Linked DNA regions of Homo sapiens: regions 1, 2, 3, 5 and 6 are each linked to region 4. The links are chromatin contacts, found by Hi-C or POLR2A ChIA-PET in ENCODE. All regions are on one chromosome and are shown on one strand. The core of a region is the stretch at or near the end of the contact, and the rest is flanking DNA. Distances in the headings are between cores, read along the strand shown.

Region 1 (2,700 bases), core at 50-2,549, 7.9 Mb before region 4:
AATTTCTTTGAATTTTGAGTTTGTTTATTCTTAGTTATTGTGAATATTTCAAATATCAATTTTTGTTGAATTCATTCACTCATTTAACTTAAATTGGCCACCCATTATTTGCTAGGCACCACCCTAGGAAAACACAAAGGTTCCTGGAGCTTTCTGTGTATTAGAAGAGAAAGATATTACATAAATAATCATTTTGTTGTGATTGGGAATAATTGTCAAGAAGATAAACACAGTGTGCTTTTGGAATGTATTAGACAACTTTACCCCCACCAGAATGGCTAAAACTAATAACCCTGACCATATCAAATATTGTGGAGCAACTGGAACTCTCAAGCATTGCTGGTGGGGATTTAATATGATCCAGTCACTTTGGTAAACAATTTGGCAGGTTCTTCTAAAGTTAAACATACAACTTACAAGACCTAGTAATGCCAGTCCTTGGTATTTATTTACCCATGAGAGAAGAAAATATATCCACACAAAAACTTGTGCACTAACCGTTGTAGCAGCTTTATTCATAATTATAAAAAATAGGAAACAACCCAAATATCTACCAACAAGTGAATGGATCGACAAATGGTAGTGATTCCACAGAATGGAAAGCAATAAAAAGGAATGGACTTCTGAGACACCAACAGCGCTGGATGGACCCCAAACGTTATGCTAAAAGAAACCAGACTCCAAAGAAGCACAGACTGTATGAAGTTCAGGAACAGGGAAAACTATGTTACCATGCTAGAAATCAAATTAGAATTGCCTAGGGAAGAGCAGATAATTGGGAAGTGTCCTGGGACTTCCTGGGGTGTTGGAAACGTGCTGTACCCTCACTGGGGTGGCGGTTCCACGGGTGAATACATTTGCCGAAACTCATGAAGTGTACGCTGAAAATCTGTGCGTTTTACTTTAGGCAAACCTAAGTTTTGTTTTGTTTTGTTTTTTTAAGTATTACACAGTGACTGTGGTGGTGGCTGGAAGCAGAAGTCAGGAGTGTATTCTTTTTTTTTTTTTTTTTTAAACCGGCAGTGGGGGCGGGAAAGGGGGATGCCAAGTACTTTCCTAAGTGTTGAATACAAGTGGAGGCAAACTTGGAAACGTTCCACATTTCACAGGGCGAGGGCAGGGTGCCCTGACAGCGGCTAGCAAAGAACGGCCCGCCTCCCAGGGGGCTCGGCCCAACTCGGACCCCAAGTCTCCCTAGAGGTCCTATCGCTCCCAGCGGTTTCCGCAGCCACCTCCACCACCTCCGCAGCAAAACGCTAGCCGGACTGGAGGGCCCTCGCCGGCGTCGTGCTGACGTCACGCGCGTGCTGACGTCGCCCGCGGCCGCGGCCTCTGAAGCGGGCTGGGGATCGGGGGGCGCCGAGTTTGACTAGTTTGGGGGCGGCTGGGCGCTTGGCGTTCCTCCCGCCGCCCGCTGCGCCCCGCAAGCCGCGCCCCTGGCGGGCTAAGTGAGTCCCGCCCGCTCCCGCGGGGACCCGCACTGGAGGCTGGGCGGCTCTCGGCGAAAGTTGGCCGCTCACAGACTGGCAGGCGGGCGGGCGGCCGCAGCCATGGAGCCCCGCAGCATGGAGTACTTCTGCGCCCAGGTGCAGCAGAAGGACGTCGGCGGCCGGCTGCAGGTCGGCCAGGAGCTCCTGCTCTACCTTGGCGCCCCCGGCGCCATCTCGGACCTGGAGGAGGACCTGGGCCGCCTAGGCAAGACAGTCGACGCGCTCACCGGCTGGGTGGGTTCGAGCAACTACCGGGTAAGCGACGGCGGCGAGGCTGGGCTGGTCACGCCCTCCGCGGCAGCCCTTTAATCCCGGACGCGAGCGCCGGGCCGGGAAAGCTCCCGTCCGAACCACTGCTTAAGAGGGGAAACACACTTTGGGAAGCACAGGCGGGCGGATCACGAGGTCAGGAGTTCGAGACCAGCCTGACCAACATGGTGCAACCCCGTCTCTACTAAAAATACAAAAATTAGCCGGGCGTGGTGGCGGGCGCCTGTAATCCCAGCTACCCAGGAGGCTGAGGCAGGAGAATCGCTTGAATCTAGCAGGCAGAGGTTGCAGTGAGCCGAGATCGAGCCACTGCACTCCAGCCTGGGCGACAGAGTGAGACTCTGTCTCAAAAAAAGTAAAAAATAAATAAAAATAGGGGAAACAGGGGGGTCCCGCGTCCCCACTGGGCAGACCGCCTCTTCGTACGCGAGCCGAGGACTGACTTGTGACCACATTTTTCTACACTTGTGGACAATGACAAATTCAGCGATTCCGTGACACGTTGCGGAGTTACTAGGACACAATGTTGATCACTTATTTTGAAAAAAAAATCAGTGAAAGACTTCGACATTTGTGTTCACCTGTGTAAACACTACCCAGACCAACAGATAGGACATTAGGATACGATTTTAGGTTGATGTGTCTTAGTAGATAGGCTAATGCTGGGGGGGAAAAAGTTACAAAGATGAGGTGCGAGAAAGAATGAGCCTTTCTGAAGAGTTGGTGGTAGGCAGGGTGTAATGTAGCCGCGTTGGGAGGCCAGGTAAATATTTTGTATTTAACTTGCCCCGTAGTCGTTAGTAGTTACTTTTCTTTCTTGTCTTCTGGTGGCAGTGTTGCTTTAAAATGCTGACTGCAGCTTCCCATGGATGAAGTGATTCTTCTTAGTAACATATTCTCATGATCCAGCGAATAGGCTGTACTTTGAAACCTTTTATTC
Region 2 (2,704 bases), core at 33-2,532, 8.0 Mb before region 4:
GTTTCTGCTACTTGGATTGGAATACAATTGTGATTCTCCTGTGAAACAAGTAGAATATACTATACGGAGAAAACGAGATTAACAAGGTATGCAAAAGAAATGTTTAACTATAAAATCGTAAAAAATGTTCTTATAACTATTAAGTATCATGAAAGGAACCCTCATTAAATCAGCATGAGCTAAATAAGCGTTTGCTAAAATAACAAATTTACTCTACTGTGTATATATCTGTTTGTGAACAAACTGCTTTTAAACAACCTACCTTGAACGGTTCAACTATGTAACTAGAGTTTTATTTCAAATAGTTGTAGCTCCTAACTTTCAGAATTCTCCATCTATCATTTGATTATTTTGAACTGAGGAAGACGGTCCATTTCATGTGGACAATGTGATGAGCTGATCAGACATTTGGTCCAGTGTCCCAATTCCCCCACTTCCCCCACTGCCTTCAAGCAACTACTATTATGAAATCAAAATGTGGCCCAAGAAAGACAGTGATGGAAAAATGGGGCGAAAGGGGAAGCTTCAGTTAGAGACCCAAAAAAGTGAAGACTAGTTCTAAGTAAATGTGGCAAAAGAGATCAGTACAGGGCAGACTGCTGCTCCCAGGTATCTGATCCACGGAGCCCTCGCCGACCAAGGGCTAGAGCAGACGTGCAGGCAGGACAAGCGGGCAGTCACAGCGGGCCTGCAGGGCGGGTCCTGCTCACCAGCAAAGAATGCAGACCACACCTACGCGCCTGGTCAGGCCGGGACGGGGCGGCTCCGCCCAGGTTACAGGATTGAAGGAAGGGGGGAGACGGGAAGAGGAGCGGCGAGCGACGGCTGGCAGACAACCTACCCACTCCCAGCCCCGCGCCCACCTCAGGAGCGTCTCGAGCGCGCCCTCGTGCTTGTCCAGCGGACGACCGACTGCGGCGCGGCGCAGCTTGCTGAGCTCCTCCGCCGCGCGGCAGTACTGGGCCTGCTCTTCCCCGCCGCTTGGGTAAGTCTGCTGGATGAACTTCACCAGCGGCTTGGCCAGGTCCACCTCTGAGGTCTTTTTCAGCTGCACCGAGATGAATGTCGCCATGATCAGCGCCTCCGCCGCCGTTCGGGCCAAACAGACCGCGGACAGCTTACGAGGGCCGAGGAGAGAGAGGTACTGGGCTGGCGGACTGGCGGACTGACTGGCTGACAGACTTGCGCTCCGCCTGCGTTCCGGGTCCGGCAACTTCCGGGAGCTCCAGCGCAGGCGCACTGGATGCGGGGTCCTTAAGCTGTCCGCGGTCACGTGAAGGTGTCGCGGCGGCTACGCCCACCTGGACCCAGTTTACCCTGTACTGTGCTGCAAAATATTACTTTCTCCCCATCTGGAATTCTTCCCTTCCTCCTTCCTGCCGCAGTGGTGTACTGAGCACTTTCACGTAAGAGTATTCCTCCACTCGAACAACCCCCCGGAGAAGTACTGGTGTCACTGCCACCTGCGAGAGTTTGCGGCTACCTCCCCAAGAGGCAGTCCCAGGGTTATTGTGACCTATGATGTTTATTCAACTACTGTTGACGGGCTGCTGTGCACAGGGAACCTAGTAGGCAAGACCCCTGCCATCGTGCAGCTTACTGTCAGGTTGACACAGACCTTAAGGTAAACGGAAAAAGTATCAGGAAAAAAACAGGGTGCTTGGGACTTAGGAGATGTTAAGATCGCTTGGAGGACCCTAATTTAAATAAGATAAAGTAGGTTTTCTCCGAGTAGGTTAACTGAAAATGAACCTGTGTCTCTGGTTGCTGTTTTGTAGAAAGAACAAAATTTTAAATAAATTAAAAACGACACCTGTAATTTGAGAAGATGCTTGATATCAGAAGAGGAGAAGAGTGGAGAGGGGTGGAGTGGCAAAGGAGAGCCTCCAAACCAAAAGCCTGCGGCAGAGGCCCTAGGAGGCAAGCACTTAACCATGTTTCAGGACTAGAAACGAAACATGTGACAAGACCTTTAAAAACAAATAGAATGGGATGGAATAAAGTTGGATGAGTAAGCAGGCATCAAATCATTCAGAAACTTGTTGTCCAAGTTGAAGAATTTGTTTAGTATTGTATAATAAATGCAGAGGAAGCTATATACACTTATAATTTACATTTTTTAAAGGCCACGTTGTAGCTCAATCGGATAGTTTGTCTTTTGATGGGATGTAGTATACAGTATCATCATGGTATATTCCAGGCAAAAATATTTAACTTGAATCTGTCAAGCCTTTGCATCTAACACAGTTTATAAAAAATACAACAGATAGATGAACAAACTAAATGATGCCAGAGGAAGTAACTAGACAGATCCAGAAGGTGAAACATTCTGCAGGATAACTGGCCCATCTCTTCAACAATTTGTCATGATAAAAGCAACTGCTTTATGAAAAGAAATTTAAGGGACATAACAGTTTGAATTGGATCCTGGTTTGAACAGACTGTCTATAAAATGCATTTTCAGGACCATTAAAGAAATATGAATGTAGATGGACTGAGTATTGGATAAAATAGAACTGTATTGCCATGGAAAAGATCATTAACTGAAAAGAGCAAGTCACGAAATAGTATGTTACAGCATCTCATTTTGGTTTAAAAATGCACATATATGTATTTATGTACAACTAAAAAAATAGTGGGCTTATACCCTAAGGTGTTAGTATTGGTAATCTTTGGAAGTGGAAATGTGTATTTTTTTCTTTGT
Region 3 (2,811 bases), core at 268-2,767, 7.3 Mb before region 4:
GAATCTAACCATTCTTAAAACTTGTGGGTCCTCGGAGTGAGAACCCATAGGATAGAGAACTGCAATTTGTGGCTATTTTTAGCCAGCAATCACAGAGAGAACTTAAGCAGCCATTAAAAGGAGGCAGTGAACTGTGTTAAATTCTAGATGAAAGAGAGAAACAGCGGAGAGGGCCAATCCTGATGACTCACGGTGCACGAGTTCCCCTTTAAGCAGGGATGTGTCCTTGCAAGGAGTCCCTGCCCTTCCCTGGCCTCAATTTCATCCTCTTTAAAAGGAACTAGTCAGCTGGGTGCAATGGCTCACGACTGTAATCCCAGAACTCTGGGAGGCGAGGTGGGAGGATCACTTGAGTCCGGGAGTTCGAGATCAGCCTGGGCAACGTGGCGAAACTCTGTCTCTACAGAAAATACCAAAAAATTAGCTAGGTGTGGTGGCGCGCGCCTATAATCCCAGCTACTCAGGAGGCTGAGGTGGAGGATCACCTGAGCCTGAGGAGGTCAAGGCTGCAGTGAGCCATGATAGCGCCTCTGCACTCCAGCCTGGGCGACTGTGAGACCCTGTCTCAACAAAAAATAAAAATAAAAGGTACTTGTCGGCTCCTCAGGTCTTCTGCTTTATTATCGCAAGTCACCGCTCACTTGAGAAAAAAGGCGACTTTAATGGTATATACAGAAAAGAGGCGTCTGCCCTCAAATAACAGAGAACATTTATCAGGCACTTTGTTGGGTGCCTGGCGCTGTACTGCGTTCTGTGTACGTATTCTCTACCTTAGAGTTACCCTTCAAGAAAGGCATTTTCATCTCTAGTTGAGATGAAGAAGGAGACAGGACTTGGAGGAGACCTTTGGCAGGGCTGGATGGGAGGGAGCCAGGTCTAGAACTGGAGGGGCAACGCGGCCCCGGGCGCAGGGGCGGGGCTAGGGCCTGGAGGCTGGGTCAGGGGCGGGGCCGGGGCCTGGGACGGGGCGAGGCGGACTTGCCTTGAAGTAAGCGAACTGCAGGAACTTGTAGGGCTCGCGGCGCTGGAAGTCCGCCAGCACCTCGCGGCTGGGCTGGGACTGGCGGAAGGCTGGCAGGCCCTGCTTGCAGCGCTTGAGGCAGTGCGCGCGGCGCAGCAGGCCCCCGAAGAGGCGCAGCTCGGGATAGCTGGCGAGGCCGGCGGCGGGCTCGGGCTGCGGCGCGGCGCTGCAGTTGCGGTGGCAGAAGGCCTCGCTGTCGCGCAGCAAGCGGTGCAGCCGCAGGCTGATCTCCAGGTAGCCCACGCTCTCGGCCCAGTGCTCGCCGCTGTACTTGTCCAGCGCGTGCCGGTAGGCCGACTCGAGCGGCATCAGCTCGTCCCGTGGGAAGCTGCGGAAGCTGTAGCGTTCGTATTGGGCGCGCCCGGCGCGCAGCGCGCAGGCCACGCACAGCAGCGCTAGCAGCGCCGCGGCCCCCCGGCGCCCCGGCTCCATCGCGCCCGGCGAAAGGAAGGAAGGAAGGGACGAAGGAAGGGAAAAGGGGAGGGAGAAGGAAAGGAAAGAGGACGGTGCGACGCGGCGGGCCCAGTGCTTTCGGGGCGGGGACGCCAGCCTCCGGCCCGCCCCGTCCGGCCGCCCCTCCCCACCCAGCCGGGGGATCTGGGCGCCAGCTGCCAGCACCTAGAGGGTGCCCGGGAAAGGCGCGCTGCGCACTGGTTCACGCAGGCTGATGCGCATGATGGGACTCTGCCGCTCATTCACTTGGAGACCCGCCTGCAAGGCCGACGCGGCCCTAATAGATTATATACATCGGCCCTACGGTCTATATAATCTACGATCTTTATATTCGTTTGGAGGTTTGTGAAAACGAAGATTCCTGGGCTGTGCCCCCAGAGTTTCTGATTCAGAAAGTCTGGGGTGGAGGTCTGACGATTTGTGTGTTTAACCAGCACCCTGATGAGGCTAATGCTGCGGGCCCAAGGGCCGCACTTTTAATAGCACTGCCCAACCTTAAATTTTAGTGAGAGAAAAAGACAGTGCAAAAATAAAATTAATAAGGATGTCAGCACTTTGTAAACTGTATAGCTAGTCAGGTTGAAGATGTGCACACCTTATGAATCTGCAACACCATTCGGTGGAATATGCTGGAGAAGCTTGCGCGTGTGCATCAAAAAATATGGATGGAATGTTAATGGCAGCACTTTTAAAAAATCTTTAAACTTTTAAATCTTGAAATAATTTACAAGAAAGCTGCAAAAACAGTACAAAAAGTTCCTATATACCCTTCATCAAGATTCACAAGTTGCTAACGTTATACCACATTTCTATCTTTACATTTTTTTCTGACTCATTTGAGATAGGTTGCATGTATCAGGCCCACTGTCCGTTAGTCTTTTTTTTTTCTTTTTTTTTTTCCTTTTTTTTTTTTTGAGACGGAGTCTCGCCCTGTCACCCAGGCTGGAGTGCAGTGGCGCGATCTCGGCTCACTGCAACCTCCGCCTCCCGGGTTCAAGCAATTCTCCCTGCCTTAGCCTCCCGAGTAGCTGGGATCATAGGCACACACCACCATACCTGGCTAATTTTTCTATTTTTTACTAGAGATGAGGTTTTGCCATGTTGGCCAGGCTGTTCTTGAACTCCTGACCTTAGGTGATCTACCTGCCTCTGCCTCCCAAAGTGCTGGGATTACAGGCGTGAGCCACCGTGCCCAACCCCTTAGTCTTTCAGTATGTATGTCCTAAGAATGAAACTACCAGACAATCAAATTTAGGAAATTTAATACTGATAGAAGACTTTAATCATGTTCCATTTCCGGTTATGTCAGCTGTTCCAATTATGTCTTTCATGGCACT
Region 4 (2,799 bases), core at 221-2,720:
ATGACACCTGCATTATTAAAGTGTTATATGAGCCAGAAAGAAATTACTCTTGTGTTAAGCCCCTGAAAATTTTAGTTACAGACGGTAGTAACATACTACTATCTGTTGAACACACCATACTTGGAAGGTGGTCCAAAGATTTACATATTTATTAAAAGCGTACGTATATTTGGGAGACGAATAGTCATTGAACTGGATGTCATAGCTTAGGGTCTTGTTCGGAGATTCTGGAAGAAAATTTCAATTCTTAAAAGTAAACAGATGAAACATCAAGAAATTTAAAAGAGGTTATTCAGGCAAATCACTTATCTTAAGAAATAAAGTCAAGAAAAATACTTCGTGAGGTTGAAAAGGAATTTCTGCAAAGAAGGAAGCCACTGGTAAAGTACACTTTCAAGAACATGGTGGGGAAGAGACTGGATTAAAGTAGTAAGGGATGCATCTTCTAAGAGGAATAAAAGACCTTGATCACATGATCTACCTAAAAAACAAGTCACAAAATATTACTTACCCTTACTGTGTGGGATGCAAATTTTTATTCCCTTCCCGCCCCCGACATTCTATAATATTGCGTAATTATTATGCATGTGTTTTACGCTGGTCACCACGCGGTAAACCGAATCCACAACCCATTATTATGTCGCAACCTATGGTTTAAAAATACACTTCCTTACAGAGGAATCATATACTAGTTGAGCTGGAACTTAGATTTTCAGTCATTAGCCAAATTCTGAAAAGAATCCATATAACAAACCCAGCAGAGTTTATAGCCATGGTTTTGTTTTTGACGTTTGTTGCTCCTTCCTTCTGTAGTCTTTCATCCACATCTATGTAGAACGTCCTGACAATCTGCGAAGAGAAGGCTCTAAGGTGGTTTTATTTGTGGGGAAAGGAGGGAGGTACATGCGGTTTCTCCACCTTAATAGCTGGATCAATTAGGCTGGCCCCGGAGCGCAAAGGGATCCGGGTTTCTGAGAGGCACGTGCCAGCACCATTCGCCCGATACCTCTAGACCAAAGCCGGCCTCCCCTCCAGCCGAGCTCCTCCGTCCTAAAGGACTCGACATCCCCCTCCTCCAGGCCCACACCCCTCAGCCCCGGAGCCCAGGCCCCGCCTCTCCCTGCGGAACCCCTTCCCAACCTGTACGACCAGGCCCCAACTCTGGGTCGAAGCACCTCGCCCCTGCCGGCCGAGGCCCCCCACCTTCTTCCGAACAGCCCCTTGCCCCCCGCGAAGGGGCAGCCGTAGCTCCCAGCCGAGCTCCCCCGCTCCTGGCCCCGGTCCCCGACCCCGCCCCAGGCCCCCGACCCCGCCCCTGCCGGCCGAAGACCCCGCCCCTGCCGGCCGAGGACCCCGCCCCTGCCGGCCGAGGACCCCGCCCCTGCCGGCCGAGGACCCCGCCCCTGCCGGCCGAGGACCCCGCCCCTGCCGGTGGCTGCGGTAGCTGCTGCGCGCTGAGGCGCCTGCTCAGTGTGGGACGCGGAGAGCGAGGGGCGGCGGCGGCGCCCGCTGGCGCTCAAGCATGGCGGCGGCGGCATTGGGCAGCTCCTCAGGCTCGGCGTCCCCGGCCGTGGCTGAGCTCTGCCAGAACACCCCGGAGACCTTTTTGGAGGCCTCCAAGCTGCTGCTCACCTATGCTGACAACATCCTCAGGTGCAGGGCAACGGGGTCGGACGGCGGGTACCGGGGTGGGTGGGCCGCGGCACCTTGTTCGGCCAGGGACTGGGGCGTCCGGCCTGAGCTTCAGAGGGCAGCGACGCCCGGACAGACCGGGACCTGGAGCTGGTTCTGCTCCTAACGTCCGAGCCCGCCGGCCAGGGGCCTCGGGACCCGGCCAAGTCCCACCCCCGCTCGAGAAAAGGAAGTTTCTTTGCAGTTGTGACTTGGCACCTGCAGTCAGGGTGCTGCGGGTGAACTGGAGTCCCGGAAGCGGGGCCGGGCGGAGGAGAGGTAGGAAGGCGTGCTTCAGACACTGCCGCTCTTCTCGTCGTTTAACGGCCTCAGATATCGGGACACAACGGTAACCGCACCGCGCGTGTCATTCCCCCTGCGTGCATTTTTCGAGCGGAGTGGCTTACATTTCCACATACTTATCAGAAGTTACTCACTGACAAAGTGATGTTTTCTTCCCATGTTGAGACTATCCGAGTACTAAAGCATAATGCTTCTGAAGTGGTGGGTTTTAAAATTTTTAATTTTTTTTCTGCCCACTTTTGTTGATTGAAACATTATAGTATTTTGAAGTTACAGTTTTTATATTAATACCTGGATTCTACTATGTAACATAACCCTTTAAGAATTCGTGGAGGTAATCGCCTTGGATGAGAGTAATTTCCTTCATTCTCCTGTCAGCAAAATTGCACTTCTAGAGGTCTAAGGGACCTTGCAGATTTTGGGAATTGGGAGGCAAGTTTGATTATTCATTTTGAATAAGTACCCACCTCAACTCTTCAGATCAAATGATCTGAAGGGACATGGTGTGGGGGGGTAGGGAAATGGAACTGAGGTTAAAGGAGAGCCACTTGCTTTAGGGGTGTTACCTCATTTATCAGGTCACCGTGATTAATTAGGTTCTCTGTTCCCCTCAGCCCCTGGTGCATTAAGTGTTTGGTATATTGTCATGAAGTCTAAAAGGAAATTCTCAGTTTCAAGGTTATAGGTTTCACGTGACCCAATTTTAGACATTAGTTACATGTGCAGTTTTTAAAATCCATGTCAGTAATATTTCATTTAGGCAATGGTAATGATTTTTAAAGTAAATTGAAGGGAAAATATATTGAGCCCTTATTTTGTGGCAGA
Region 5 (2,768 bases), core at 104-2,603, 6.8 Mb before region 4:
GTTCTTTAGGCCCATCACTTCTAGAGGTTGGTCAGATATTAATGGTGTGAAAGGTAAAGAAAGTCATTGATAACAATTAACATGTGGTAAGCGCTTAAGATTTGCCAGTCGTTATTCTAAGCCATTTTACATGAATCATCCCGTTTAATCTCAATAACAACTCTAAGTTCTTTTATCCTCATTTGACAGATAAGGAAACTGAGACTCACGGAGGTTAAGTAAATTGCCTAAGGTTACACAGCCAGTAAACTCGAAGAGCTAGACCTGAACTCAGATTTGCCAGCCTCCAAAGGCTTCCAGACTTCTAACCGTAATGCTAATATATAGCAAATAGTCTTTAGTTGTGGATTTTCTCACTAGCATAACAGCATTGATCAGGCCATATTCTAGCAAGTGATTTTCAAATATGAAGTGACAGAGATAACATACAAAGGCCAGGCAATTTTAAGCAAATGCTCTTACAGGTGTACTAGGACAGAGCCTTAAAACCAATGACTCCTTCTAAACATGGAGTTCAGACATTCAAATACCTTTACCTAGTAAAGTTCTAATAGAAAAGGAGTTATTTTAGGGCTAGTATAAGTCCATCCATGTATTCCCAGTGTCAACTGTGCTCGACGTAGTAAGTGTGGAATCAATGTCTAGTGACCGGTTAGATGACCCGCATAGTGGATCTTTTCAAATCTCACATGGAGGATCTCATACAAAAACATTAAGAACATTAAAGCAAGCCCTGACAATAATTTTTAAAAAATAACAGTCTATTTCCAGGGTAAACAATTACTTTGTCACGCCGCTGCTTAGGGGCTCGGAGAACCTGCTTCTGATGTGGGTCCAGGTTGAGGAACACTTCGCCACTTGAGAACGCAAATAAAGTCCAGAAATCCAGGACCACAGCAATACTCCAGCCCAGGGTTGCAGGGCAGCCTCTTTACCAGCCGGGCGACCCATTTCTATCTTGGCGCCGGCGAAGCGCCGGTTTGGGCGGGGGACCGCTCTCAGCCTGAACAGTGGGTGGGCCGGCAATGACAATGCAGGAATTCCGCGCAGGCCGCAGGGTTTGGGGACCTGTCTGAAGGGTGGGAGGGAGCACTTTTCACCTGACACACCCAACCCCCCTGCCGCAGCCCAGGGCCGCGGATGAGCGGAAGGAAAGCACTTCCATACTGTCAGATCACTGGGCTTCAGTTGCAGCATAGCGGCCCACCCCGCCGCCCGCGTACGCTCAGCCCCTCAGCGCCGGCCAGGCAGCCACGCACGCGCAGTCCGTTCTCGCTCGCTCCATCAGTCCTGGCCCGGCCCGGGGCCCCGCCCCCGCAGGCCCCGCCCCGCTCCCGTGCGCTGAACGCCCCATATCCGGGTTCCCGCCGCCTCCACCGCCACCGCCTCAGCCGCCTCGCACATTTAGTCTTGCCGGGAGTGGTGTGATTCCCGACCAAGATGGCGGCCGTGGGGCGAGTCGGCTCCTTCGGTTCTTCTCCGCCGGGATTATCCTCGACTTACACTGGCGGCCCCTTGGGCAACGAGATAGCGTCGGGCAACGGTGGCGCCGCGGCAGGCGACGACGAGGACGGGCAGAACCTTTGGTAACGACTCCACCTCTCCCTCAGCCCCCGCTGGCTCCCCCGGCCTTGCGCGGACGCCTCGGGATCCCGTGCCCGCTGGAGCTCGGCGCCGGGCCCGGCCACTGCGTTCCCGGCAGCCCCATCCCCGGCGCGCCGAGGCCGGGTCCGTCCCTCCCGCGCTGCGGCTCCGGCCTCCGGCCTCACCGTACGCCTTGCTTCCCGTTAGGTCCTGCATCCTCAGCGAGGTCTCCACCCGCTCGCGCTCCAAGCTCCCTGCGGGGAAGAACGTGCTACTGCTGGGTAAGTGTTCCCTGCCTCGCCCCGCCCCGCCCGGCCCCCAGCGGCCCGGGGTACCTGGTCCGCGGGCTAGCTCGCTGGCTCTCTTTGTGCGGACAGCCGGCCCAGCCCCGCCCCGCCTCGCCTCCCGACCTGTCGCGGATGGCTGGGAGAGAAGGGGAACACGAGACCCTTGACCCAGGACCTGCGGGGACCCGCCCTCCCTCAGGTTCCTCCTCCTCCTCCCCGGTATATGGGGGTGGCCCTGACAGCTTCCCCTGGGAAGGACAGAATTCGATCGCTCATCTGAGGGATTCTCGTGGCCTGGGGTTTATCTAGAAAATGACAGGTTTTCTTTCATCACAAAAATTGGTAGCAGGAGGCTCTTTGCGAGAGCTGCAGCGCAAATGGCATGCCATTAATATTTAATAGCTGACTCTTTGTATAATTGACAGAAGCTAGAACTAAGACCTGGCGATAAATGTTCTTGATTCAGCGTTCTCTGGTACAATGTGCTCGTGTTGCAGCTACCTTAACTGTCACATATAATTCTGAAATTTGTAAAGGGCAGTAGAACACAACTTTCTAGTTAAGTCTTTTCAGCCAAATGGATGTAATAAGGAGAAACGGTCCAGTGTCAGTTCTCCTGATTGTTCTGTATCTCCTCGGCTCTCTGGAAGTTGTGTATTCTGTTTCTTTAGTGACTCTGGGGGTGGGGATAGAGGACTGAGGGAGAATAGTTCGCAGATTCGCATTTTTCTAGGCTTAGCTCCTGAATCATTTATAGGAGAAATTTCTCTATATAGCTCTTTACATGCGAGATAACTGAAGTTTGGCTTATACGATGATTAAATTTAAAAACTTTGGTATTTGGTGTCGGCTCAATACCAGAGTTTTTTGTTGTTGTTGTTGTTGTTTTGGTTATAT
Region 6 (2,914 bases), core at 88-2,587, 5.4 Mb before region 4:
CCTACTCCCTGTTAAGCAGCAGTTGTTATTCTATTATCTGTGTTTTGAATCTAGCTGTTTGATCCTCAAAGTCTAAAAGTAGCTTCTGTGCAGTTTTATGGTGGTATGGCTGTTACTTGCTGCTATAAATTCCTCTGGTTGAGCCACATCCGCTTGCCACATCCTGAAAATACACTCAACTATATTTTCCCATGCACACCTATATATTGTGGCGGCCTGTAGTGACATTGCTTTTTTTTTTTTTTTTTTTTTTTTGAGATGGAGTTTCGCTCTTGTCACCCATGCTGGAGTGCAGTGGCATGATCTCGGCTCACTGCAACCTCAGCCTCTCAGGTTCAAGCTATTCTCCTGCCTCAGCCTCCTGAGTAGTTGGGATTACAGGTGTGCCACCACGCCTGTCTATTATTTTTGTATTTTTGGTAGAGATGGGGTTTTGCCATGTTGGCCAGGCTGGTCTTGAACTCCTGACCTCAGGTGATCCACCTGCCTCGGCCTCCCAAAGTGCTGGGTTTACAGGCGTGAGTCACTGCACCTGGCCAACATTACCTCTATACACATTTATTTTTCCCTTCCTCACAAACCCGCCAGTTCTGAATCAACAGCAAGTACAACATTGCCATTTCTCGCACACCATGCTGACCTTGTTGTTTCTTATTTAGCTAATGATGTGTTACAGTTGGCATTTCACTGGGAGGTTTGCAAGAGTCAGTCTCTCTTTTTCTAGTGCTACAATTAGATTCAACAAGAGAGAAGAGTGCTGTGATGGGAAAACTTTACATTCTCAGACATTATTTCCATCTGGGCATTTTGAAAAGATGAAGAGCAGGCTTGTCATTATGTCTCCATCTGATAATGTGGTTAATGTATCCTTCATAAAGCTCAGCTTAAATAGGGAAAAACAAGGGAATTGCAATGGTGCATTTCCATGACTTCTGATGGCAACACTCTAATTCTTCTGCCTTGTTGTCTTTAAGCAAAGAAGGGAGGAGATGGGAAGAGGAAAAAGAGATAATGTAAAAGGTAGGCAAAGGGAATGGCTTGGATGTGCTCATACCTGAGGCAGGAACAGGTTGAGGTTAGTACAGTGCTATCGAGTTTCTTATGTTACCTTCCTTCTGCTCTTGCTATTGACTTTGCTTTCTCCTAATTCTGGCTTGCTCGTGATTCCTCATGGCTTCTAAAGGTATTTCATGGCCTTCTTTGATGTACACTGTCATCGTCTTCTCTTACTCATTTCCTGTTTCAAATATCTGAGGAAGAGAATCTGACTGGCATAACTTTTTTTTTTTTTTTTTGACAAAGTCTTGCTCTGTCACCAGGCTGGATTGCAGTGGCAAGATCTTAGCTCACTCCAACCTCCGCCTCTTGGGTTCAAGCGATTCTCGTGCCTCAGCTTCCCAAGTAGTTGGGATTACAGGCACATGCCACCACACCCAGGTCATTTTTATATTTTCAGTAGAGACGGGGTTTCACCGTGTTGGCCAGGATGATCTCATCTCCTGACCTCATGATCCGCCCGCCTAGGCCTCCCAAAGTGCTGGGATTACAGGCATGAGCCACAGCACCCGGCCATAACTTGTCTTTTTACCTGTGGCCACTCCAGAGGTCATGGAGAGGCTATGGTTTGGCTGCTCTTGCTTTAGATTTGCACCCCTGACTGAGACCAGAATGGCCAGGCTGCATGGTATAAAACATATCCTCCTGGGGCTACATGTTCTGCAGAGGCTGTGGGTAGGCACATTCTGGGGTATGGTAGGTGGCAGCCATTATCACCTCAGGTTCTCCAACACAGCAGACACAAGCTATTCATGCTTGTAATTAATTTTGTACCCTACATGAACATAAGGCAAAAGAGCCCACAAACAAAGGGATCTAGCAAATGGCAATTGTAGGATGCTCGTTGTTGATACATTTGGTTCAAAACGAAAGGCCTCTGTGTTAAAATCCACAGCAGGAAACAACAACAACTACAAACAAAAAATCCTCAAGAGTGGTTTTACTAATGAAAACATAGATAAACAATCATTTATGCCCTCAGAGAATGAATAAAAGATCAAAGTTGGAATAACAGAACACAGAGACTTTTTTTCCCCTTTTTCTGCTTCAGCAAAAATCACCCAAGGACTGAAAAGTTCACTATTCTATTGCTTCTTGTATATGAATGCAAATGTATATAGGCCAAAATTCAGGTGGGGTTTTTTCCTGCCCCTTGAGATCTACGTAAATTTGCCTTTAACTCTCAAATTCCATGGTCCACAGAGCTTTACCTCCAAGATTTCTGCTACTTTCTAGAATGGGAATGCCAGTAGATGAGTCAGTGTGTCCTGTTGGCTTTCTATACCACTTGGGTTCAGCTACCTCGAGTGTGCCTTTGTTCTGTAATTTGTCCATTCTAGTAGGAAACTGCCATTTTGCGGAGGGTTTCGCCCTCTCCCACAGTCCTGTTTCTCACCTGTCTCTTCCAGGTTTCTCTAGATGGCTAAAGGTCTTCCATTTCTATTTCTTCTCTTTTGCAGAGCAACTCAACTCTCCCTCCAGATTTATTCTCCTTAGTTTTAACTCCTTAGCCCTCAAAAAACCTAAACAGAATTGAGGGACTTCCATTCAGTCTCTATGCTTATAAGGAGGCAGTAGGCATTATATAGTAACTCGCACATAGATAGCAAATAAGCTATATAGTACTTTATAAAAGCCCCCACCAAAATGTGAGATTAGAACCATTATCTCACTGCTGTCAATGAGAAGACTTGAGTACTGAAGTTAAGTGAAGAACTTGGGATCACTACGTAACTAGTGTGGCAGGTTAAATGCCAATGTGAAAGTTACGTTAGGTTCCAGTAGATTCAAGGAATGCCATAGGTTTCATATACTTGTATTTCAACAAGACTTTGTATCAATTTGTCAACACATCTTT

What was found. A loop is a pair of places that touch in the nucleus more often than their neighbours do. ChIA-PET counts read pairs that join two places held with the same protein, here RNA polymerase II (POLR2A). Pooled maps may share reads with other maps.
Region 1: a pooled map shows a loop between it and region 4 (3-fold over the local background). The contact joins the promoter of CLASP2 here to the promoter of NGLY1 in region 4. A Hi-C loop is called at or near these places in 2 of 50 pooled maps.
Region 2: a loop to region 4 is called in a pooled map, with 6 times the contacts of the local background. The contact joins the promoter of PDCD6IP-DT here to the promoter of NGLY1 in region 4. A Hi-C loop is called at or near these places in 3 of 50 pooled maps.
Region 3: a loop to region 4 is called in a pooled map, with 8 times the contacts of the local background. The contact joins the promoter of CRTAP here to the promoter of NGLY1 in region 4. A Hi-C loop is called at or near these places in 9 of 50 pooled maps.
Region 5: a loop to region 4 is called in a pooled map, with 8 times the contacts of the local background. The contact joins the promoter of DYNC1LI1 here to the promoter of NGLY1 in region 4. A Hi-C loop is called at or near these places in 1 of 168 maps with a recorded cell type or tissue (CD8-positive, alpha-beta T cell) and 7 of 50 pooled maps. POLR2A ChIA-PET finds 5 or more read pairs at or near these places in 1 of 52 experiments (activated T-cell).
Region 6: a pooled map shows a loop between it and region 4 (2.3-fold over the local background). The contact joins the enhancer-like site here to the promoter of NGLY1 in region 4. A Hi-C loop is called at or near these places in 2 of 50 pooled maps. POLR2A ChIA-PET finds 5 or more read pairs at or near these places in 2 of 52 experiments (activated CD4-positive, alpha-beta T cell and activated naive CD4-positive, alpha-beta T cell).

Annotation. Positions count from the first base shown.
Region 1 is chr3:33,716,853-33,719,552 of GRCh38, reverse strand. It overlaps CLASP2 (cytoplasmic linker associated protein 2), which reads left to right and starts at 1,299. Exons shown (of 39, transcript NM_001365631.1): 1 at 1,299-1,745. The coding sequence starts at 1,551. RefSeq lists an enhancer at 938-1,027 and a silencer at 1,228-1,567.
Region 2 is chr3:33,797,097-33,799,800 of GRCh38, reverse strand. It overlaps PDCD6IP-DT (PDCD6IP divergent transcript), which reads left to right and starts at 1,282. Exons shown (of 2, transcript NR_183731.1): 1 at 1,282-1,406; 2 at 1,779-2,704. PDCD6IP (programmed cell death 6 interacting protein) reads right to left here and starts at 1,171. Exons shown (of 18, transcript NM_013374.6): 1 at 864-1,171. The coding sequence starts at 1,072. RefSeq lists enhancers at 475-1,008, 955-1,304.
Region 3 is chr3:33,112,720-33,115,530 of GRCh38, reverse strand. CRTAP (cartilage associated protein) reads right to left here and starts at 1,517. Exons shown (of 7, transcript NM_006371.5): 1 at 983-1,517. The coding sequence starts at 1,453. RefSeq lists an enhancer at 1-806 and silencers at 758-947, 1,388-1,687.
Region 4 is chr3:25,782,114-25,784,912 of GRCh38, reverse strand. NGLY1 (N-glycanase 1) reads left to right here and starts at 1,470. Exons shown (of 12, transcript NM_018297.4): 1 at 1,470-1,653. The coding sequence starts at 1,523. RefSeq lists a silencer at 1,281-1,520 and enhancers at 1,831-1,880, 2,041-2,120.
Region 5 is chr3:32,569,443-32,572,210 of GRCh38, reverse strand. DYNC1LI1 (dynein cytoplasmic 1 light intermediate chain 1) reads left to right here and starts at 1,353. Exons shown (of 13, transcript NM_016141.4): 1 at 1,353-1,586; 2 at 1,792-1,865. The coding sequence starts at 1,441. RefSeq lists silencers at 1,156-1,415, 1,596-2,085 and an enhancer at 1,360-2,145.
Region 6 is chr3:31,211,279-31,214,192 of GRCh38, reverse strand. No RefSeq gene overlaps it. Among named protein-coding and RNA genes, the nearest start is that of MIR466, 51 kb to the right of the region's middle. RefSeq lists an enhancer at 846-2,045. Within about 2 kb of position 1,337, at least 3 of the 41 ENCODE cell types and tissues checked have a DNase peak (open chromatin) inside an H3K27ac peak, as active enhancers do.